3 separate regions of the Mus musculus genome follow, and regions 1 and 3 are each linked to region 2. A link is a loop called in an ENCODE intact Hi-C map of the cell type or tissue named here. Cell type or tissue: left cerebral cortex. All regions are shown on one strand. Links, peaks and the distances in the headings refer to the core of each region. The heading gives the core; the rest is flanking DNA. Region 1 has its middle 13 kb from the start of Gm37004. Region 2 holds the start of Itga4 (integrin alpha 4). Region 3 has its middle 42 kb from the start of Neurod1.

Evidence for each region. Peaks named below come from ENCODE experiments on the same cell type or tissue, not always from the same donor. Only the 100,000 strongest peaks of a DNase experiment are listed, where the experiment ranks them.
Region 1: a loop joins it to region 2, with 5 times the contacts of the local background. A loop is called at or near these places in 33 of 42 quality-filtered maps.
Region 3: it touches region 2 in a loop (3-fold over the local background); 6 of 42 quality-filtered maps call a loop at or near these places.

Annotation. Positions count from the first base shown.
Region 1 is chr2:78,955,160-78,963,589 of GRCm38, reverse strand. No RefSeq gene overlaps it. Among named protein-coding and RNA genes, the nearest start is that of Gm37004, 13 kb to the left of the region's middle. In left cerebral cortex, for the core only: CTCF peaks have their summits at 3,087 and 4,021 (motif pointing left); DNase peaks (open chromatin) are centred at 3,148 and 3,880; H3K4me3 peaks cover 463 bases.
Region 2 is chr2:79,250,351-79,258,780 of GRCm38, reverse strand. Itga4 (integrin alpha 4) reads right to left here and starts at 3,355. Exons shown (of 28, transcript NM_010576.4): 1 at 2,925-3,355; 2 at 2,482-2,603. The coding sequence starts at 3,121. In left cerebral cortex, for the core only: CTCF peaks have their summits at 3,266 and 3,470 (motif pointing right); DNase peaks (open chromatin) are centred at 2,675, 3,228 and 3,451; H3K4me3 peaks cover 1,475 bases; H3K27ac peaks cover 686 bases.
Region 3 is chr2:79,494,378-79,502,807 of GRCm38, reverse strand. No RefSeq gene overlaps it. Among named protein-coding and RNA genes, the nearest start is that of Neurod1, 42 kb to the right of the region's middle. In left cerebral cortex, for the core only: a CTCF peak has its summit at 3,317 (motif pointing right); a DNase peak (open chromatin) is centred at 3,320.

The sequences.
Region 1 (8,430 bases), core at 324-8,323, 300 kb after region 2:
TTCTCAGCCATTTCTGTCTTTGGAACATTTAAATATACACTACCCTGAAGGACTATTGACTCATGGTTCCCACTCATGTTATATAGATCTGTTCCAACAGGCTGGAGCCAGCAAGAAGAACCTTATGTGGATGGATACATACATACATACATACATACATACATAGAAACATAGATAGATACATAGATAGATATAGAGGTGATACAGAGATAGACATGTGACATAGATTTGTTCCCATGAAGGCTGTAGCCAGCAGGAGAGACCTTATCTAAATATCTCTATATAGACATCTAAATATGAATATCTCTAACAAATATCTACATAGATAAATAGATTGATAGAGACATCTAGGTAGATATAGATATATATGTGCTAAGTGTAGAGTGATGCATATTAAATGAGTGAATAATTTTAGTAGGTCTTGGATGGCATATAACCAGGTTCCAGATACAGCTCTGGAGTTGAGGAGAGGAAAAAAAAGGATGGGCCAGGAAACAGAAGTTGAGATACAGCACATGAAGGGATTCTCAGGCTAGTGACAGAAAGCTACACAACAGCTATAGAGTTAATTTTTCAATGTTTCCCTTGCTTTGTTCCTTTATAAGGTAAACTAGCTTTGCATTCTGCCATTGGCAGCCTCTTTAAAATACTATCGTGAAAGTAGGTGAAAACTGGGTTGTTCCTGAAGCTTTCGCAACCATTTCACCAAGTACCGAGTCTGTAACCAGATTACTAATAAGTAAGCTAGATGCAAATACTTTACAACAGATGCAGTAAGCTTTTAACTACATTATATTTGTCAGGAAAGTTACAAAGGCATACACATTCTATTTACAGAGAGTCATATACATATGAACAGCACAGGTAACTATATGGTTTGAAATAGACTGTCGATGTGATGATGTCTCGGGCTCATGTTTAATCTATTAACTACCTACCTATTATATAATTACTGAGAGAATTATGCTTTGATTCTGCTCAAAGCAGGGACTCCTGCAGGAGCCTAAGAGCTTCTTATGTGTAGAGTATTTAAAACAGAATGAAATTAGCAATCTGTAACTTAAAATTATACATAACATTTAGCTTCATTTAAAATTAAAGCAGTAGAAGGAACAGATTTTCATGGCATTTCCATTATGCAGAGAGGTAAACAACAAATAAATATGGCACATATGAATATGAAAATCACAGCACGGTAATTGCTGTACTCCATCAGCGTGTGCAATATTAAATCCTCAAATAAACACTTACTTAACCTCATCCTCACACATGCCTATTGCTTTTATCAGAAGGAGAACCACCTGAAACATTCAAACTAACACCCCATCCCCCAATGAGGTACAAAGTCAACGGGAATCACTGCTGTTCCTGAGAGATTTCAGTTGTGCTCCTCCACTGGCTCCAGTAGTGCCAGTATTTCTAAGAGACAGGGACAGGAGAAGAAATGTGGAAGTCAGTTTGAAAAATTCAGCCCTCCTGAGACTGTCTTTTATGTCACATCCTAACTCCACTGCTGATTCTTAAAGCCTTGTGAGGATCATTAACATTGCAGCCATGCCAGGAACCTCTGCCTTCTGGCTGAGACCACACTCCAGCTCTCTCTTTCTCTAGCAGAGAGCAGAAACTCTTTTTGTATACCCTTAATAATAGCTAACGTCTGTCTCATGCTCTGGGCCCGAGCTTGCCCTAAATTTAACCCTCAGCAATGGTTCTCTGTTTTACTCACAGCCACGACCTGACTCATTTATGAAGAGACCTCTGCTACCCTGGAGTTTTTCAACAGGCAAGGGTTAAAAGGTCAACCACGGTGTCGTTTCTGTCTTTATGAATAACAACTGTCAGAATTCAGTTATGCAGAGTAACACGCTGAAGATATCTTATCATTTTACACAGTATGACCAATGGTTCAGATGTGTGGTTTGTGTGCACATGAGACTATGTCTCCTAGCAGGGGACATCAGCGACTTTATCAGAAGCTAGGAACCAGAACATGCATTGATTCAATTCAACTTTAAAACAGAAACCAAAGACGTATGAAATCCAAAGGAAGGAAAACTGCTTTGTTCCAAATAAATACCTTTCAAGTTTACCAATATTCATTGTCCCAGTGATGAAATTAATACATCTTTGCTGCTCTAAACTTAAATTTGACTGGATGGGTAAATTCAAGCCTGAGGCTTTCATGCCATTATCAGAGGCTCTGTCAGTGAGTGCTTTAACCTAATTACATTTGATGCAGCAAATCAAGAAAACCACTGCTGGTTATGACCTCTGCCAAGAGCACTCATGAGCTAGACAAATGGAGCTTAAGATGTTATTAGTTGTTCGTTGCAAAGTTCCAGATCCTGCCCGACAGGAGGCTGCCGCCTGATGTGGGCACGGACCCTCCAGATGGCATTCTGCATTGGCTTGTGGCAAGGCTCTCGGGGACGCTGGCACATTTTCTGCGTCAAAATGAAAGTTTTCCAATTACAAGGAGATAATGTGAGGAGATGCAAACTTAATCTCTTGAACAAAAGGTTGCAAGCTGTGTAATAGCCATTTCAGGGGAGAGATTTCACTACAGTTCAATTGATTTAAACGTCGTAGATCACAAAATGGGCTATCTTTCCTAATAAAACTGAGGACGCAGCTGCAGTAGATTCTACCTCATGGAGCAGGGTGCCAATGGGCTCATCATCTTAGGGACTGCTTCTCTTAACTCCGTGTTTTGTTGAATGCAAGTCGGTGATTATTTTTGCCTTCCCTTATGTGTGAATGAATAACAAGAAACCATCTCCTTTTAGTTAGACAGCAAATGTCTTAAATGAAGCCTTCCAGGTGTAACAGTTTAACAATGTTACTACATAGCAGATCATAGAGTTTCACCAGGGCATATTAAGTGGTAAGAAAGCCTTATTACTATCCAAACCTTTCAGATAGTTTAGCTAAAATGTTAATCTTTCTTTTTTTCTTTTTTACTAAGTCAGGCAACCCTGATGCAAATGGGGTGATATGCCTCAACACTGGTCCCCAAAGAAATGACTCATAGAAGCTTTTAAGCGGGAACTTGCTTGCAAGAGCGCCTCTCAGGAAAACACATGCACTTGACAATTGACAGGAACATGCTGTCGCAGAGCAAGAAAGAATCATATAGCCATCCCCACAAACCACATAGAGACACCGCCAAACAGGAGAAGGAATCCACACCCTGTCTGCACAGAACATTTGCAGAGTGGGGTGTGGAGCGTGGGGGAGAGGGGCTGAGCACACAGCCTTGCATTTAGCTGGTTTTCAAGAGTTTAAAATGCTAAGCTTAGCATGTAGCTCTATAAGCAAATGCCCTTCAATGTCACAGGATTCTTTTCTTCTGTGATTTAAGAAGAATTTACTGATACAAACATTCACAGCCCAGATTTCCATGCATTCCCCACAGAGAAAACATATACTTCCCAAAATCAAAAATTATGCAGTGCACGCATAGAAAAGTACTTTTGTCACAAATTCCAAGATATTAAAAATACATTTTATACATTGAGATGATGATGGATGATACAGGTTTGTATGAATCTCTGAACTGCAGTGGATCGGGCTAACCAGAGTAAGTAGCTGCCTTTTGTCATTGTAGGAGATCGCTAGGGAACTACTATTTCTTCATAAAATTCAGTCAACTAAATAAAGCAAGATTATAAATTCTAAGTGGTCTCAACTGCAACATCGTAGGTTCTGTAAATCAGTCAAGAATATAAGCAAGCACTTAAAATCACTCAGGAAACCTAACAGATGCCTACTGAAGAGTTAATCCGTGCAAGCAATGAGCATTCTAAAAACAGTCTCACCATCAACATAAAGTGGTCCACGGCAGCTGCTATAAAAGCCCAACATCAGTGTTATGTTGGCTCAACTACTAAGCAGCGACCACAGTGATGTCCCTTAGGAGGCATTTGAGGGCCCAAGTGTACAGCAATTTAAAAACTAAGCAGGAAATCAAAACTAATACCTAGTCTGTTTACAAAATATTTCTCCCTGTGTGCTTGTACCACCATCTAGTGGTTACATAGCTCTCAACCTGATCATTAATAGGAAAGTAATCTGGAAGAAGAGGAAAGGAAAGAAGAAAGAGGGATAGAAAAAAGAAAACAGGAGAAAAATGAAAAAGAAAACAGGGAGAGAAAAGAAGAATATAAAAAACAAAACTACATATACATATAATTTCCAGATCATAAAAAAGGAAATGCAGAAAACCCATGGCTAATACCAGTTAAAATGAAGATGTTATTTTGAATCATTTGCATGGTGTATTTCTATAGATATGATAATTTTACAATCGACATAACAAATGTCTGGATTTTAAAATACAGCTGAATTTGTAAGGACTTATCTCACAACTTAGAACCTGCAGGAATGTTTGCCTGTGTGTCTACAGATATGAACACAAGATCATATGGTTGTTTGAATACCGTCATTGTTGGTAAGTAGAGCTCTTTACATAAAGCATGGTATATTCATAGAGTAAGGCACCAAGCTGGCCTTTATGGTTAATACAGAACCATCTCTGTTAGTTATTGGAGGAAAAGCAGTTACATGGAATGATGTGTTTTCCAGTTTATCACTTCTATAGATCATATATAATGTACATGTGTACCATGACAGGAAAGACCCAGGGGTCTAAATGAGTTGGAAGGCAAAGATGAAAAGAGATACACTATAGCTTAAATTATATGAATGCATTAGGTATTCAAGACTAAATGTATTTTAAATCTAGAATATCTGCATGATTAAAAGAAATCGCCACCTGTGGCAGTTTTAAGACAATAAAATCTCACTGGCAGTTTTCCATAGGAAGAAGCATATGGAATATTTTTATATAAGTGTACATTTATTATAAAATGACAAAGATTGAAGCTTCACTTTTTCCAGAGAAACAGAAATTCAGGGGTCTGGAAACATGGCTGAACAGTTAAGAGCACTTGCTGTTCTTGCAGAGGATCTGATTCAGTTCCCAGCACATACATAGCAAGCAGCTCACAGACATGAGTAAGTACAGTTCCAGGAGATCTAACACCCAACTCTGGCCTCTACAGGTACCAGGCATGCACGTGGTGCACAGACACACATGTAGGCAAAACTCTCATACACATAAAATAAAACAAATAACTTTTTAAAAGAAGACATTCAGTAATCCAAAGGAGCAAGGTTATCTGTAAATGCCATAGAACCAGGTGATGAAAAATTGAAACTATGTTACCCCCAGTCTTGATGTGGAGAGCCTGGCCGAGGCACATTTGTGTGAGGAGATTCAAGGTGTTAGGACTTCAGTTCCTGGCTACAATGATTAGGACCGGGAAGGGAGGGCACTGGGACAGCAACAGCTAGCAAGCCAGTGACTAAAGGTAGGATTGGGCTCCATGAATTAAAAACAATAAAAAGAGACCATGGCATGAGGAGGAAGACCTTTTTGGGGGTAGAAAGATACGGGGAAGATTAAAGGAGGACATGGGGTGGAAATGCTCAAACTATACTGTGAAAAGGGACTAGAAAGATGGCCCAGGTGTTAAGAGCATTGGCTGCTTTTGCAGAACCTGATTTCAGTTCCTAGAACCCACATGGCAGCTAATACCATGGATCAAGCAAGTTACAAGGGATTCAACACTATTTATTTTAACCTCAAACATAAAAAGGGTTCTTGTGGTGCACATACATACAGGCAAAACACTAACCTCAGACACATAAAATAAATATATACAAAATAATAATGATAATAAGCAGAAAGGGTGGGATCGGTTATGAGACAGAAGCAGCAGAGATTTGTAGAAGGAGGTGTTCAACGGTTGGTTCAAGGATGCGATCAACATGGGTGTGGTTTGCCTTTCACAAAGGACTTTAGGTCAGATCTTCTAAAGGCCTGTGTGTGCTTCCATAGCCACAGCGAACTAAAGACACTGGCAAGAGGAGAGCCATGGAAGACCTCCGTGTGTTTTTCATTCATGAAGTAGAAATGCTTAATTGTATATACTATCCTTTCTTTATGGTCCAGGCACTCCTGTCATCATCATGGAGGCTTTATGCCATGAACATTGTGAAAAGTCCTAGAGAAGACTGTGAGAACTGTGAGAACTGTGAGAACTGTGAGAACTGTGAGAACTGTGAGAACTGTGAGAACTGTGAGAACTGGGAGAACTGGGAGAACTGGGAGAACTGTGAGAACTGTGAGAACTGTGAGAACTGTGAGAACTGTGAGAACTGTGTGAGAACTGTGAGAACTGTGAGAACTGTGAGAACTGGGAGAACTGGGAGAACTGGGAGAACTGGGAAGGCTAGTTTCAGACAGAAGAAAGAGAGCTGTTCTCCAGTCTTAGTTCCCAGATGATGAAGAACATTCTACTGCCAAGAGACTTACTTTCTCCTTCTATTTCTTTCTTCTTTCACTAAGATCATGATATACCACACCATTTTTCAGGCGCTAATTTCCGTAAATATTTCTCAAGTAAATATGTAAACTAATCTCAGAACCTACAAAAAAGAGAGTTGTTGGAGACTTGGCATCAGAGGTAAGCATATCCATAGACAGGTTACAAGCCTAGTATCAGATCACCGAAGAGGAGCATAAACTAAAGTGAGTAGGTTTTCCTTGGGCAAAGCTGTAAGGAAGAGCATGCTAGCAGGGCAACAGAGTGAGGGCTTTGCCTGAGGTTGGTCCAGCTGCACAGCTTTGCTTGGCACTTGGCTGGCACACACTAGCAGAAGAGCTGGCACATTTCTGTATCAAATTTATACACTATGTTCAACAGGACTTTTTTTTTCAATCAAACTTCTCACTTCAAGAGCTTTTTATATATTTGCATCCATTTTTAGGAAATTAGATTCTGTAAACACCACACCCACTTTCTCTCAACAAGTAGCATCTTCACGAAATTAGAGTGCAACATTACCACTAGGGTGGAGGCGGAGGACAAGATACAGATGTTCAACATCACAACTGTCATTTAAGTTGCCGTTCTCAAAGCCTCACTCAGCTCTCACCCATCCCAACTATGTAATACTCCATTACCATGAAGTGTTCACAAGTACTATAATCTTAAATCCTTGAGAGTGTTGTATAGGCAGAGCAGTTGAGATACAAACTTGAGGCTTAGTTATGTTCACTCACAGCATAATTCCTGGGGGAAATACTTGGGTTGTTGCCTGTACCCATGGTTTATTCCTTCTCCCTGTGAGGCAGTGATGCCTCTCCATCATATAGACCACATGATGCACCATAATTTGTCTAACCGCTTACACATGTAGGGCATTTAAGGTTTCTTTTAGCATGGGGGAGATGTGGTTACTTTGAAAAGGGTTGTGAAAGATAATTCCTCACTTTTCTGGGTTTCTAGAAGCTCTGCTGTCATGCTGTACAGTAGCTCGATAGCTCTTTTCTCTGGTTTTTAGAATGTCTTATAGTTGAGATAGAGTCTGAAACCTTTCAGATTGTCCTCTTTCACGTAGTGATGGGCATTTAAGTTCTCACCATGTCTTCTACAGTTAATAGCTCAGTTCCTTTTTAGGGATGGATGGTATTTCATTATCTGGATATACCACACTTTATTCATCCTTTCTCCTACTGAATGACATCCTGGTTGCTTCTAAGATTTGACAATTGTGAGTGAAGCTTCCATAAACATTTGTGTGTACATTTCTGTGTGGCAATAAGTCTTCATCTCCTTTGAGTAAATATCAAAGCGTGTGATCATGGGAATGAACGATAAGCGTGGGCTTACTCTTTGAAGCATCTGCTAGACTGCTTTCCAGAGCGGCAGAACCATCTTAGAGTATCACCAGCAACATGGCGATTCGGTTTCTCAGAATCCTTGCCATCAGTGATGTTGTCACTTTTAGTTTTGTGTTTTTTCCAATACATATGTAGTAATATTTGGGATCTTCATTTGCATTTTCTAAATGACTCCACTACTGCAATGGGTTCATGTCTTCTGTCCATTTTCTTACATATTTATGTTGTGAAGTTTTGATATCTAGTCCAGGAGTACTGGGACAACAGGTGTATTTCACATTTCCAGCTATTTAAATTTTCTTTAAAATATGAAATTTTAGGTGTCATCATATATGTGATCCTGTCATGTGTTCTGGTCCTCCCAAAACCTTGAGCTTTCCCTATCTTTCTGCCTTCTCTTCTGAAATGGTTCTCACGTCTTGCGAGTTGTGATAAAGATGTTTCATTTATGGCTGATCACTCCACTGACAGTTATTCTCTGTATTTTGATCAGTTGTGAGTTTCTGAGTTACCCACTGTTCACTGCACAAAGAAGTGTCTCTGTTGAGATCTGAGTGCTGCACTAATCTGTGTGTATAGAGATACAAATTTAGAAGGCAGTTCAGTACTATGTTCATTTAACAAAATACTAGTGACTCTATGAAATCTCCAGCTATGAGTTCTTGGCACTAGTTACAATA
Region 2 (8,430 bases), core at 100-8,099:
AAGACAATATATCATTATAATTAATTATATAAATAATATCACTCAGAACATACAGAAGACTTCGTGTATATATAGATAACTTTCTCCCTCATTTCTTTCTTCACAAACACACATACACAAAATATGTTTATAAGTAGTGATGCTTAGTCTACAAACTTTGCAATCTTAATATGTTTCTGCTAATCAACTGGTGATCTTTTAGCTTTCTTTCTGGACATTAGCGTCAGTATTTTACCTTCTAGATTTAAATTACTTTTGAATTTGTTCTTAATAAAGGAACCATTTTCTCCGTAGAAACTGAGAATGTATTGTTCAGAGTCTTCTCTGAGAAGTAAGTTCAGGCATGCTCCTTACAAAACTCTTCTGAGTGTTCCCATAGCTGAGACAGTAGCCATTCAACTGACTGGGACCTCAGACTCATTTGTGATCTCTTTCATCTCAGTATTTTTGTTGTTGACTCAAATCTTGAAGGTAAAAAAATGTTGCTTTGGCTTACCATGGCTGAATTTTGACCCAGCAAACAAGTTGATGACGATAAAACTTGTGCTTTCCCCTTATTCAGCCATCCCAGAACTTCATATCTCTTAAGTAACCACTGTACTCAAATGCCTCTGTAGTGAATTCTGTGCTCCGCACCCCCAGTGAACTTAGGTTTTCCTTTAATTGACAGTTGCTGACATCTAAAAGTTTATATAATATGTCAGGACATGATCCCCTTTCAGTTAAATACAAACATCCAGAAATAGATGGCGTATCCTCCAGGCAGGATGTAGCCACCAGAGTTTCTAATGTCACAGAAAGAATGCCAGGCCCATAGAAGAAGAAGCTGCTCTTTCCTGAGACCCTTTGAGGAACTGCTGTCAGATCAAGGCTTCACTCATTACACAACTCTCTCAGGTAATGAAAATACCTTTTTTTTTTTTTAAGTAACCATTCTGAATGCACAAGTCTGTGAGTCTTCTATGAGCCCAGGTCTGCCCCTTGGAAGAGGGGATGCCTAATGATGCTCAGAGGCCCATCCCTCTTTTATAAAGAATCAAGTTTCATAGTAGGGTTTTTTTTTCTAAGTAAAATTTGTTTTGTTGTTCTCTCCCCTTCCCCTTTGTCTTCCCTCCCCTCCCCCTCTTCCTCCTTCTCCTCCTTCGCCTCTCCCTGTGCTTTCCTACTCCCAGAATCCTTTGTACTTTAGTGTCAGCCGTAGCTTAATCCAGTGTACACATAACTCCTTCATTCTTATGGGTGCTGGGGTAAAAGTGCAAAGAAAAGAAACAGAAAAAAAACAAAACAAAAACAAAAAACAAGCAAACAAACAACGACGATGAATAGAAAAGGTTTATGACAAAGTCAGGTATTCTCAAGTAGACCTTCCACTTACAGATAAATATAAAAAGTAGCAATTCTCACCCTTAGCTCATCATCATCGATAATGGATCATATCTCCAGACAGTACACCAAAACCCTTCATTTAGTTTTTATCCTCACTGAAGATGTATACCTGAAGTGATAACCCTGAGTCTAGGTAAGTACTTTTGAAGAAGGAACCTGCAGCTCTCTGTGTGGGAGCCCTGAGGAAGCAGAAGCAGTACAAGCATACACTAGAGCTGCTGTGAGGGGAAAACATTGAGCAATATACACAGCCATGCTTAACAGTACTGAGAGCAAGATAGATCTAAATTAATATTAGTTCCCCTTTCTTTCCCCATGTGTCTGTGCGCAGCAACTTTGCTTTTGACTTTGAAACATGAAACTTGTCTCCTCTGCCGTCAGCGCACATTTCTCAAGTTGCTGAAAACCTAAATAAAGACAGAAACGAGGGCTGAAAGACAGACCTGCTTTACAGGAGAATTTGAGGGGAGGAAAATTAGTAATTATATGTCAGACCTCCTATATTTATGATTTTAACAAAAGGCATGCTGTTTTTTTCTTCCCATTCTTTTATGGTAGGTAGTGTCATTTTTAAAGGAAGGGGAAGAAAAATCCCTGGGCTACATGGTGGGATATAGGCTAAATGGTGAGATATAGGCTACATGGTGGGATATAAGCTACATGGTGGGATATAAGCTACATGGTGGGATATAGGCTACATGGTGGGATATAGGCTCAATCAAAGTTTCTATTCCTGATGTGCAGCTCACGCTAGAACAAAGTTGAGAAGTTGGGTCCTCAGCCAGAGAGGGGTTTTAAGGCTTTGAAACAGATTTTACACATGGAAGAGTTCTAGGACTGGTAGAAGGTAGCTTGCCAGAAGCCACCCTATGAGACTTCCCCTGAAAGAGGTTTGGAAGATACTGAGATCACATACAGTTGCAAGCAAAGGAGAGGAAAATACTCTCAGGAGCAAGCTGGCATGGGGTTAAAATTGAAAAGCTTGTACTTTAATCCAGAAGAGACCAGCATCATAGTGTCTTCCAGGACTTGCCCAACAGTGGACCCACGAAGGGGAGAAAGTTCATTATGTCTTGTTTTGGGGACCCAACTCACCCAGCTGGAGCTGTTCGCAGGTCTGGTTTGGATTCTTTCTGATCCCGCATCTGTAAATCGCCCCAGGATTGACCACTGAGGCATTAGAGAGCCAGCTGGCAGTGGGAGCCCCCACGATGAGCCTAAAGCAAGAACCATGCAAGTTCGCTCAGACGTGAACCAGTCTGCCCACCCACTCTGCCCCGTGTTGGCTTGTGACAGCTGTGCAGTGGTCAGCAAGGGAAGTGGCACCCACCTCCTCTTCCCATGACTGGAGACCCAGGACTCAGGAGCACCCTGGGGGCTGCCATCCCAAGATAAGTTAGTTCCAAGGCTCTCCAGTGAGGCAGCTGGCTGAAGCCAGGTCTTTCTCTGACCTCCCAGGAGGGCGGAAAGTTTGATTCATACAAGGAATCCCAGAGGCGGAGGCGCTGTGACATGCCTCTTGGGGAGGGCGCACTCACCAGCGCTTCGACCCGTGGCTGTGCAGCACCACCGAGTAGCCAAACAGCGTGCCGGAGGGGCCCTGGTACAGCAGTGCATTCTCCGGGTCCAGGTTGTAGGAGTGCCCGGTTGGCACCCCGAAGTACAACAACAGCATCACCGCTTCCCGGAGGGCGATCCCTCGGGACCTCGGTCTGCACCTCGCTTCCGCAGCCATGCGCTCTTGGTGGAGAACATTCAACACAAAACGGCCACTGACCAGAGTTGCACAGGATGCGACGGTTGGCCAAAGAGAAGAGCGCCCCAAGAGATGAAGTGCAGCAGCGTGTCCGGTGCTGGCAGGCGACAGGGGCGGAGAGAGGGACGCCAGAAGAGGAGGGGAATTGGTGGCCACAGGCGGAGCGATCGTAGTGGCCAGGGATGCTTCAGGCTCTGGCCCACGCCCCGTTTCTGTGGCCCCGGAGCCAGGGGCCGGGTGCTCCTAGGATCTGGGTGGGGTCCTGGGTGTGGTGCAGTGGCTCACAGCCTGGCCTCCCTCTCCCCAACCCGATCCCCATCCCCGCCCCGCAGCAGCTGTAGGGGGCGCTAGGGGACCTAGGTTGCATGGACTCACACCCTGGCAGACATCACACACAGTGGCTCTGGCTTCTGGGGCCCAGCAAAAATAACCCTTGGGGGAACACAAAACAGATCAGGGGATTCCCTTTTGAAAGTTGGCTAAGGCTTGATGCCTTGCGGGACTTCACCAAGTGACTGGCCTCCAGGGCCAGTCCCAGTGGCCAATAATTTGGGAACTAAGACTGTGGAGAACCTTCCAGAACTTCCTCTGTCACTTATGTGCTGTGTAGCATACAGAAATTACACAGTTTGCAAGAAGCCAAAACTGCTGCCCCCCCCCCCTCCCGCCCCAGCCCTATTGGAGCATTTGGTGACAAAAGTATATGGCTAGTCTCTTCAAAACTCCCAGGCCTGCAGCCTTTTATGCAGGCTTCCTTCCTCTCTATACACTTCCTCTTAAATAGAGTCTATACGCATGAGCAAGCCAGGCAATAGCCTAACACAGAAAACCCAGGCAAGCTAAGGAAATTCTGTGACTTGCCTCACTTAGCAGACTCCACCCCTTGCTCACTTCTTCATAACTAGTCCCCATGTACACACTCAGTTACCCCAGGACATACCTACCACCAGATGTGTAGACACAGCCTAAGACAAGGTCATAACAGGCTTCTAAAAAGCCACCAGAGATCAGAGTCACAGCACACCTAAGCCAGGAGATGGGCCTCTGCTGAACATACTCCTTGTGTGCTGCTTTTCTTTTTTTTTTTAATTTTATTTTATTTTTAATTTATGTCTTACACTCCATATTCCATTCCCTGCTTTTCACGCTGGAGCAGGAGGCAAGTGCTGGTGAGTGTTAGCAGGTGAGATGCTGGCCCTCTTACCTTTGTTGCAAAAAAAAGACAAATGACAAGAAAGAAAGAAAGAAAGAAAGAAAGAAAGAAAGAAAGAAAGAAAGAAAGAAAGAAAGAAAGAAAGAAAAAGAGAGAGGGAGGGAGGGAGAGAAAGAAAGAAAGGAAGAAAGAGAGAGAGAGAGAGAGAGAGAGAGAGAGAGAGAGAGAGAGAGAGAAAGGAAGGAAGAAAGGAAGAAAGAAAGAAAGAAAGAAAGAAAGAAAGAAAGTCCGTGTCTGCCAGTTACACCAACAGAATCACAGGCCCGCAGCTGTCGCTGTTCACTGAGTCAGATCATCTCATGCAGTGGGCAGCCCCCAGTCCTCGAAACACCACAACAAATCAGCAGGATGCCTGGAGGAGCACCCAGCAACATTTTTGGCCTGATAGTAGAAAAGAAAAGTTCCCTACTCCATAAAGTTTAATTGTTTGGGAACACTTGAAGAGAGCTGGAAGGCAAGGATCGCTGAGTTGGGCTCCACACACTCTGAGAAGAGGCACGAGGGAGGAGCCGGTCAGCCTGGTTGAGGGACTGAAAAATAAAATAGCACGTGCCTCCTGAGCCCCACAGGCAGGGAAGGGATGGTGAAACTCTGGTTGGCACTGATAGCTGTACAGTGGCTAATGGGCAGGTCCTCATTTCTATCATTCAGATTACAATTTGCTACTTTTCCAGAAGTATTATTCAACAAGCCAAGACAACCCTCCTTCCTTCCCTTAGGACTTGAAAACAGCCCTGCTGCTAAAAATCCCCTCCCATTGGGGAGATAGAAACAATGTCTACCCCTTGTGCTAACGTCCCATTGGCAAACCCAGGCATGACTCTGAAATTCCTTTCCTCTGGGGAACTGTCTTAGTTAGGGTTCCTATTGCTGTGACAAAGCACCATGATCAAAAGCAACCTGGGGGAGGAAAGGATTTATTTGCCTTAGATATCCTGAATCATACTTCATAAGGGGAAACCAAAACAGGAACTCAAACTGGGCAGGAACTTGGAGGCAGGAGCTGATGGAGAACCCACTGTCTTGCTTCTGGTAGCTCACTTAACTGGCTTTCTTATGGTGCCTAAGAACACCAGCCCAGGGTGGAGGTGGTACCACCCACAGTGGGTTGGACTGTCCCACACTCTATCATTACATGAAAAAGAAAAAAAAAACATTTAAAAAGTCCTACCGGCTTGCTTGCTTGCCTACAGCCCACATCTTATGGAAGCAATTTGTCAATTGAGATTTCTTCCTCTCAGGTGACTGTAGGTTGAGTCAAGTTGACATACCCAGCACAGGAATCTATATGTTGGTTGTGTTTCTTCCGAAGCATAAGTGAGAGTTACTTACTAATATGTGGGTTCTCTTTCCCAACACACCACACCTGGAAAACCAGCAGACTGAAGGGTTCCTTGTAGAGGCATCAATGGAGACCCACTCCCAGTCTTTTGGAGATTACTTAATTCAGCCCCTCCTTCAAAGGATAGCAACTCAAACAGGCTTTCATACACCAGGTGGTAGGGAGCAGCTGGATACTCAGGGTCTCCGACCCTCCTCACTTCTCCATGTGTTGTTTAAACAGTCAACAGGTCCATTTGGGATAATCAGTTTGCAAGAGGGACAAGCTGACCTCCACAAGGTGGCAGTTGCTAGGTTCAGAGGATAGTCACATACAAGCCTCAAGCGTTAAGGCTTTGGAACTGCTTTATAAACTCCCAAATTAATGTTCTCTTTCCTCAGTGGCACTCTCCCTTGATGACTCGTTTTCATCCTTGTGATGTAGTCCCAGACTATCCCAAACCTGTCCCTCTTCCTTGGACCCCATTCACTTAGGCCATCTCTGCTCCCTAATTCCTGAAGTTCCCCAAGGCCCTTCCATCATCCTCCGGGTCTTTGACTGTCTTGACACTCTACCTGGGCACACAGCCATTCTCTGACTTCGCATGTTTTTTTCTTTCCCTTCCTCTCCCCTTCTTCCCTCCTGGTTTTCTCTCTTTCTCCCTTGCTAAAGAGATTTTTTTTCTTCCCATCCAATGTAAAGCCTCCCTGTTCTGTTCACTTTCTATTGGACTCTCACATTTCATTTTCCCTGTGCCTTTGCTAGAATGAAAAGAAACTGGAGCTGCTACTGCTGTTCCAGCCACACAGCTGCTGCTGGCCTGTAGTAGGCACCCAACGGGTATCTCTGCTGGTGTCTCTTACGTGAGCATCACTAATTCATAGTGGAAGGGACTTGAAATGTATAAAAGCAAATCCTAGCCTCAAGCGCTTTATAACAGAAAAATAATGTGTTTGTTTTGGGGAACAGTGTAATGTGGTCCAAAGGGACTGTCATGTAAGATGGGCTGAGTATAGGTAGTGACAACATACAAGTAATTTGGACCTAAAAATCAATTCTGAGCCCTACATGTGAGATAGGGAAAATGAAAGAGTGGATGAAGTACATTTGGTGTGTGTGTGTGTGAGTGTGTGCGTGTGTGAGTGTGCATGTGTATGCGTGTGTGCATGTGTGTGTGCGTGTGCGTGTGCATGTATGTGCATGTGTGCATGTGTGTGTGTGTGTGCATGTGTGAGTGTGTGCGTGTGTGTGTTGCTGCAGTGATGTAGTGTAACAGAGAAGGGTAAAGTGGAAGGCACTGTTACTTTTAGTCTAGGTGGCTGAGATAATGGAAAACAAAAACAACTTGCAGAGAGGAAGTAGAACATTGCAGGCTAGGGCAAGAAGTCTTTTTGGGTGATGCTGGCTATGTTTTACAGTCAAGTCTAAGTTATTGTTGGCACATTTAGCAAGACACTGCTAGCAAGTAGTGTCTTAAGCTGTCTTTTATTATATGTTTTCAATTACTATAAAATAATAACATGTGCATAAGGGAAAATTTTATCATCTCTCTGCCTTCCTATAATCTATCCTTGGAATATATCTCCTTCCCCACAATGACTTGTGTGTCCAAGTGTGGGTTTAAGGAGCACTCTTGTGGAATCACAATGTGGAACTTTGTTCCCCACAGTAGTAAAGTTGCCAACAAGAAGCAAGAAGTGCCAGTCTTCTATCTTAACAGCAGTGTTAGGTGCTGTTTCTGTGCATATTTTCTGTTTATTTATTCAGTAGTTCAGCAAATGTCTAGAGCATTAGCTATGTGTTAGTGAGAGATAACAAGATGGAATGATAAAGGACAGAGGGCACTTGTGAATTTCAATAAAGGACTCCAAGAGTAAATAATAAATATTTCCCCTTTTCAATTTTTCACTTTCTGGTACCCTGATAAATATTTAAAGATATATTTTTTCTGGTGTTACATCATCATTATACTTTCTACCTCTGATACTTCTAGTTGTTCCTCCCATGAATCAACTCAAACTCCTATTAAGTTCTTGTCTTAATGACTTCCATGGGAGGTCTCATTCAAACTAACTTTTTGCACAGTTCAAACATAGCCAATATTTTTTCCTCTTATCAAGTAATGACCCCAAACAAGGAACTGCTGGATGCCAGGCAAGAAGGTACAGACAATACATTTAATAGTAGGAGAAATTTCTTCTAGCTAATATGTTCAGAGCAACTTGTTTATAGTAGATGGGTAGTTTTCATCAATTTCATTTTTTAACCACTTTTTTTTCAAAATTTAAAGTCTAGAAACTGCTTGATACTTGATAACTACTTAAACCAAGTCTGTTTCATGCTTGAGTTCACATGCAGAAACAATTGCTTCTCTTGTTACAGTGTATAAAGGACCTTGTGTAAGGCCATTCCTGTCTCAGAGCACATGGTTATTATGTGACAACGTTTTATCTCATAAGTAATCTGACCTGGAAGATTGGATTTATGCACTGGAATGATTTAACAACTGGTTCATGTAAGATGCCAACAGTTCACAAGACACTGCTCACAGTATTCCCCTCTTTTGCTATCAGAGGGCAGAGACCATGAAAATGTATTTTGTGCAATAGTGTCTTTATCTCAGGACTCTGTACATATGACCTTGGCTGAAAACAAAGCTTATAGGAGTTTTAGAAGAGGGAGTGGAGAAAAAGTATAAGAGAATTGTTTGCAGATAAAATGATACGATACAACAAGAATTTATTTACATATATC
Region 3 (8,430 bases), core at 172-8,171, 240 kb before region 2:
CTGACTGGTAAAACCTCTGACAAATAGTAAGCACTTGCAGTTCTGGGACCTATAGAAAACTGTTACCTCCAACATCACAGGTCATCGCCTTTTCTGCCTGTCTGGAGTAGACATGCTTTCAAGATGGCCCGTGGGATCTGCACGGGGAAGATCCATAAGTCAAAACCAGAGAGGCTTAACCAGTGCTCTGCAACATGACTGGGAAAGACTTACTATGTGTGATGTCGCTTGTGTCTCAGCATGTGCAAAATGATAGCATCGAGCATCATTAGAACGGACAGACTTTCAGTGGTAATCTGTGATATCCAGAAACACTATCTTGTTAGTTTTCCACCCCAGCCATGGATCTTTTCCAACAAAGGAATCTTACCTTTCATTTGATTCTTTAGCCCCTTCCTTACATCGGCGAGTTCTTTTTCCTTCCAATTTATTTCTATTGAGGCCACCAAATTAGGACCATCTTTCCTTAAGTGCCATAGAGTTTTCCAGCTCTTCTGTGAGCTTCTTCAGCTACACAGGAGAAACTTGCTCCTCCATTCCATTCTTACTGCTGTTTCCAAACACAAAGTCTAACCCCGAATCAGGGTCTCTGGGTGTCAGTAGTATCTAAGCCTCTTTAAAGTGATATATAATTTAGGATGATTAAAAATAAATTCTTTTTAGCATTAAAAACATCATTCATTAATTATATACAAAGAGCCCTGTGCTTTACACAAACAAAAACTTCAAACTTATAACAAACCTAGGCCAGGAGTATTGTTAGAATCTCCACTGTGTAGATGAGGAACCGAGAGTTAGAGAATTTGGCAACCTGGCTAAAGTCACACAAGAACTATAAAGTCTAAATCTAGACCTTATTATCTTCTTTTTACCTTCCATAGCTGCTCAACCTATGGCTGAAGGCATCTGTCTTATTATGTCATGCATAAAAATGTATGAAATGTATGCAAAAAGGCATTTGACACATTCCTTTTAGAAGCCACTGATTATAAGAAAGAAACCTTTTCACCTTTCAAAAAACTGATATTGGAAATTTAATCTAAGGACTCACACACAGGCAAGGCAAGCACTTTGCCAACTGAATTGGAGCCTTTTAAAATTTTAAATTTATTTTTCGTGTGTGTGTGTGTGTGTGTGTGTGTGTGTGTGTATTTCACACAATAGACCTGAACTGGTGAACAGTATTCAATTACATGGAAAGCATTAGCCTAGAGCTATTAGTATTTTTTTTTCTGTTCTTGTTGAGGGACCGTTCTTGGTCCTTGGTCAGTTAGCAATGAAATATCCTGGTTCATCAATTCCAAGAAAGGAGCTGTAGAACCCTGGTGGTCACTTTGCCATTTTCAGTGTAACTTATCTACTAGATTTTGATCCAGTGGTGACAATATTCTATGATTTGTCCATTGGAAAGCCCCCCCCCCTCTGCAAAGTTACCTCTTTGACAGCAATAATTTCATGTATCATTTAAAAAGACATTTCAGAAAATGTCCTCATAAGGTGCGAAGGCACCAAGTGCTTACTAATGCCAGGCATGGAACTGATGAGTCTGTACAACTTCTTTGGTCATGCCCAGTAACCATGTAACTGGAAATTTTTTGTCTCTACTTTTAAAAATGAGGAAATCAAAACAAAAACACTAAGCTCAGATCTGAATATTTACTTTCATATGCAGGGAATATTTCTATATTGCTTGTGGTTGCGGTGGCTATTTGTGAACTCACTTGAGAAATCAATGTATAGTTACTTGGTCTTCAAGGAGCAAAAGTTTTCCTAGAATAAGAAACACTCAACTCAATTTTAACAAACGACAAAATGAGTTCATAAGCAAAGTAGTGATGGCATCTAATCACTTAAAACACAGTTTTCACTAGAGCATGTAAAATGTTAAGACTAGTGTAGTGATCTCCATAAATTATGAGCAGTCTAAAAAAATCCAATAAAGGGAAACTTTATAAAAAGGTCTTTGCTCCGAAGACTAAGACTAACTATAAGAAACAGGTCAAAAGATCAAGAGCTGCTGAGTTACAGACATAAGATCAGAGTCCTGTGAATCTTCAGACTATAGCATGTTGTCAAGAGGGAGGCAGGATGACCAGGTGCAGGTAGAGTCAGCCCAGAATGCCCAGTGTGCTAGTGTACGCTGGTACAGCATATCATTGTGCTGGGGAAGGCCCCACAAGGGCCAGCGTGACCTCCATATGATAACATTCTCTGATCACCATTGAACATGTGCTGACTGTCATCAAGAATAAGTGGGAAGCATAAAATAACGACTGCTTGAACAGTGTGAAATATGTTTCTGTCCCTTTTTTAGTGTTCTAAGCATGTGTTGTTTGCTCCATCTGCAGAGACTATGGCTTTTCATCTCTTGACTTGATTCAGAACAGACTGTGATGAGGCAAGGGCAGTTCCTCTAGTTGTGCAAATAGCAGTCTTTTGGAATTCCGGCCTCTTGAAGGTTCCTACTCTCTCAAATCTCTAGACATTCATTCTGAATTCTACATGGCGGGGAATTGTCCCAGGTTGTCTGCTGCCCTCAACTTCAGTCCTTCTGCTGAGGTTATTAGGTTGCCTTTGACTGAGGCTTAATTTCAGGACTGGGCCACAAGGGAGGCCTTCCATCTAAGAAGCAGGGGGAAGATTTCATCAAGATAGTAAATTCTAAAGAGATAATTTGGGGGTTAGAACTTACCTATCTGGATTCAGCATATGAGACCATAGCCAAATGATCGTGTTCCTAAAGTGTTATTTTCCTCGTGTGGCTAGCCCTTGGTGTAATAGTGATTTCTTATTCACAGCCTTTCAGTCTTCAGGTCGAGCTTGGATACATTTATGAGATTACATCTTCTAAGCCAAAGTTTCGAGTGACTTCTTTTCTAACGTTTATATTCCAGCATTTGAAAATCACGAGTTAGATTCTCCCTGGCTCCTATTTAAACCAGAGCAAAACTCCTGCAAGCAAAGCCAGAAGGTGCATAGAGGATGAGCAAGAAGGCAGAAACCCTGCAGCCACACTGCCTTAATTTCCTCTTGCAGTTTTTTTTTTTTTTCCCCAAGACCAAAACCTGTTTTTCAGAGTGCAGACACTAAACTAGAATGATTATTTTGAAGGCAAATCTGCTTCCATTTTTTTTCCTGTTTTCTGTGTTAAGATTCAGTTCTTGTGAGACAAAGGCTCGGTTCGCACAACTTGACTTTGGAGAAACACTGCTCTCAGCTTAATGACTGAACAAGATGGAGTCAGAGTTGCTGGATGGAAAGTTCCAGTGTAAACCGCACAGTCAGCTTGGCTTAGGAGGCTTTGCCAAACTGTCCCGAAGATGGCGCCACGTGCTCAGCTTTAGAAAAGCCCGCATCTTTCAGGCTGGTGTGTGAAATCGCCAAGCTCAGAAAAGGAACACAGATCTGCAGGGACTGTGGCTTAGAAATAATATTCCTCGTTTAAAGTGTGAAGATTAAACAAATTCACCTAAGGAATAATATATGATTGGATTATGTCTCTATTTTTTTTTCATTTGGTGGACAGTGCAGAAGAAGAAAATGCAGAAAAAAAATTCTTCTTTGAGTTAAATTGATGCTGGGCTGGCTCCAAGAGACCCAAGACATCTCTGACCTTGTTATTCATGCTGGGTTCAGTGTCAGTGGCATGACCATGGATCAAGTGGAGTGAGCCAGAATGAAATGATGAATGAAATCTTCAGTCTTCTAACCTCTCCCATCATGATGCCACATCCAGTCAACCTAAATATCTCCGGTGTGTCCACACCTTTCCATTACCATAGTGACTAGTGCTGCTGCCTGCCCCCTGGACCACTACCGGATGGTGATAACTGCTCCACTTATGCAGCATCCTTCTCTCCAAGGGCTCTCCAGTCTCCATCAAGAGTGATCTTCCAGAAATATAGACCTGATCATTCATTCATCTCCCTGTTGGTCATCCCTGGCTCTCCAGTACTTTCAGGTAGATCCAAACTCTTAAGTAACCTACAACACCTTTTGCAATATACCTGCTCCCCGTTTCCTAAGCTTCAAATTGCCACCCCATTCCTCTTGTTCTCTCCCTTAATCATGAACCTGCTTGTCAACCCCTAGTGTGTTTTAACGCACCCGCCTCTGCTTTAGCAATAGCTGCAGCTCACGGCTGTCCTAGTGACAGACAGTACCTAGTCTCTATTTACCCTGCTCATGGGTGTGATTCCATCTCAACATGAACATTGTTCCACTCTGTAAAACCCCTAGAGTGTATTAGATCCCCAATCTGTGACTTCAAAGAACCCTGTACTTTCTTTTTTAAAATAATTATTCCAAATAATTACTTGCTATTTTTCTTCTGATATATCATAATTTCTATAGCAATTAGAAATGTTGTACACCTTTTTTTCCTAATTATAATTTTATTTATTTATTGTCTTAAAGTTTCTATCACAGAAATGAAACACCACGGCCAAAAGCAAGTTGGGAGGAAAGGGTTTATTGGACTTATACTTTTTTTCTAACGTTTATATTCCAGCATTTAAAAATCACATGAGTTAGATTCTCCCTGGCTCCTATTTAAACCAGAGGACAGGAAGTCAAACAGGACAGGAACCTGGAGGCAGAAGTTGATGCAGAGGCAACGGAGGGGTTCTGCTTACTGGCTTACTCCTCATGGCTTGCTCAGTCTGATTGCTTATAGAACCCAGGACCACCAGCCTAGGGATAGCACCACTCACCATGGCCTGGGCCAACCCAACCCTGCCCTCATGAATCACTAAGAAAATATCTTACACTGGGCTCTTATGGAGAGAGGCATTTTCTCATTGGAGGTTCCGATATCTCAGCCTGTGTCAAGTTGACAGAAGACTAGCCAGCACATCTTCTTATTTGTGTGTGGGCTTATGCTTGAGTGCTAGTCAGAGGTCATGTGCAAGTCAGAGATATTTTTGAGGGAATTTGTTTTCTCTTTCTACCCTGTAGGATCTAGAGATCAAACTTAGGTTATTCAGCTTGTGAGCAAATGCCTTTACCCACCAAGGCTTCTCACTGACCCACAATATTCTTTTTGTTGTTTTGTTTGTTTGCTTGCTTGCTTTTGATTTTCAAGACAGGGACTTAATCCTAGCTCAGGCTAGCGTAGCACTGACTAGATTGATCCAAAACTGTCTTTGACTTCAAAAAGCTGAGCTTACAGGTGTGGTCCAACATGTCTGGCTGCAATGTATGTACAATGACCTTGTATCACCTTGTTCCTGGAATTCTTCCTGCACATTTCCCACATCTCTCACTACAACCTCACTGCTCATGCCTCTAATTGCTTCCTCTAGCTTCTCCATGAACTTGCCAGCCACAGTCCTGCCCAAAGGCCTTTGCCTTGCTAAGTCTCATTAGAAAGCACCTCCTCCAGCCTTCTGCGTGATCCCACCCTCACCTGCTTCAAATTCTCTATCTGATTATCATTTTCTCAGTAGACTTTTCTTTCTGACCATCTCATCTAGATGTCTCTGTCAATTCCTATCACACTCCCTGCTTATATTTTCCTCCTTAGTTCTTAGGATATATAATATTATTTTTTTTACTATTATTGATCCCGGATGTTGTTCAGCAAAAACAGGGCAAAATCCTTCTTCATTGCAACACTGCTGTCTCTACAGTAGCACAGAGAAGTTCTGTGGAACTCTTATTCTACCCCCAGCCTGCTGACATCATAGACTTCTTCTATTGTTTATTTTATATTTTTGCAAGAATATCACTAAATCATTCTGACTAATAGCTGCAGAGAAATCACATACTCCTGGGAAGTGTTTTCTTTTCTTCACTAATTTCCTGTTTCTAGAGCTCATCTGTCTTTGGGGAGTGGGAGAGAAGGAAGGCTTGGAGAAATCAGAACTAAAAATAATTCTCCCATGAAAATTCCGAAGCATAAATTCCCGAGCATCTATGAATTTCTTTTGCTTCCAAAAATAGAATTTCCTGAAAACTAAGAGATTACTTGATTTGATGTCAAAGCTATGAGTTCTATTTAAAAAACCTCATCCCTTGGCCAGATCCTAGAGCTATGGTCTTTTAGTACTCGATCAAACACTCAGAAAGACTTGGACTCCCTAGTCATTTATGCCAAAGCTAGTGTGGTTGCCTCTCAGTACATTTAGCTGTATCATTTGGGTGGAAATGTGAGCCCTCCCAAGCCAAACCAGGCACACAGAGCCTCATCTCCTAATGTGGGGATGACAAAGAAGAATCGGACTAAACAACTGCAGATGGGAATGTAAGGCTCTGAAGCTGAAAGCCTACACTGTCAACACCAGGGAAAACAAGACTCAGTGCACAACGTGTAATGTTCACCCATGACTAATGACTTATCATAGATGTTTGGCTCAACTTTCATTTCCAGAGGTGTAAGATGACGAAGCAGACATCAAAATCCTTATTTTCAAAGGAGCATCCTCCTGCAACTATAATTACACACAATAACAACATGGATGTGTAAAATATTTTACAGGGAAAAGTTAAGAATTGCCATATATCAGGTGAAGTGAAAGTGAAATATTTATATTTAAATTTGTATTCTTTTTAACTAATACACAAGAAGATAAAATTTGTAGGCACTATTAAGTGTCACATGGTGTTTTGATACCTATATTTATTGTATAATTTTACATCAGGAAAACATCTCTATTATATCATATAATTATGAGTTATTTGTGGTAGAAACAGTCAAAATACTTTCAGTGTTAAAAGATGTGTCCCTTTTATAAAAAGTTTACAAGGAAGGCAGAAAAGGTAATATTTGGTTAGAAGTGTAAGCACAAAATTGCAAAGGCCAGCCCATGGAATTTCAGCCTTGCAAAATGGTGCAGTTTCCCAATGAAAAGGAAGCCATGTGGATTTTGGGGAAAAGGAGGCTAATGAAGCTACTCTAGCAGAGGTCAGGAATTAGGTGACATCAGGGCTGCAAACATTCAGGTAAAGACTGAGGAAAGAAGTAAGACATTGGGAATCACATGACATACATATCTGGATTGGAGTTCAGCAGGAGAGAAAGGGGGTATAGCCAGCTGTTGACCACACTGAAATGACAGCAAGCCTGCAGGGATGGAAGCAAGAAATCAAGGTGGGAAATAGACAACAGAATTATCCAAAAGAATTTTCTGAAGGGTTGGGGTGATGCCTCATCTGATAAAGTGTTTGCTTTGTAAGCACAATGACCGTAGTATGATCCTAGACTCATATAAAAAAAGCTATATGTGCCTGTGCCCACTCGTAACTCCAGATTAGGAAGTCAGGGACAATGGTTATCAAGTCTAGTGTTCTTGGAATGTTTCAAATCAGTGAGAGATCCTGTTTAGAAAAAAATAAAACAAATAAATAAAAACAAGACACATAAATGGAAGAATGGCACCCAAGGTTGTCTTCTGGTTTCACACACGTACACATGCACCCCTACACATAAAAAGAATGCCCCGTGATTGATAGTGACCAGAATCAAAGAGTGAAAGTTTACAAGTAAAATGAAAAATGGCCAATGAATGCATAAAATGATCATACAAAGTTATAATTACTTTATTTACTTCACAGAACTGATCCTGTGATGAAGTCAAGTTAAGTTGTATTTTCAAATATTCTTCAAATTTATAGATGAACAGAGAGCAAGTAAAATGGAATGGAGATGCGGGAAGATAAGTGCTCCTTCCTTAAAAGTGGGAATGTGCCTCAGCAGGAGCCCAAATCATGGGACTTGTTACAACTGATGTCTGGGAAGTCTACTAGCATTCTTATTTGGGCTTACAAGTGGTTTCTCTATCTTAATGGCAGTCAGGTGTCAATGATCCCCAGACTTGGTCCAATACAAACTGACTGAAAGAAAGTGATAACTCCTAGGGGGACATCTGTCTTTGTGGTCTCATGTGGAAATATCCCCCTTTGTGTTCCTACTCTCTTTCTTAATCCCACATCTACCCAGAGTGGAATCCAACAGTGTCAAGAAATAATGGTCAACTGTTCCCAAACTATACTCCACTGAATGTTATCATTTCTTCAAGGATATTAGGAATTCATGGGTTAAAGGAAATTAATGGGATTTTTTTTTCTACTTGAGGACATCTGTGAGCATCCTTATGTGTTTCTGTATGGTATGTTGACATCATAACGCTCGTGACTCTTCAGCTTTCCCTTCTGGTCTATTTTCTATGAGCAATCTTGCAGCAAGTCACTGCGAGTGACCTGCTGAGACAGGAGCAGGATTGCTAGAAAACAGATGCAGCTCACAATTCAAACGTAAATTTCCCAGCTTCTGGTACAGTATCCTTTTGTTGTCCTCTGCATATCCTCCTGGATCTTTGGAGCCAAGGGAGACATGATATATATGTAGGTTAGCTGTTGTACTATAATAAAGCTCTTCCTCTCTGACCCAAGACTCTCATGTCTTCTGCCAGCATTTATGAAATGTCAGTA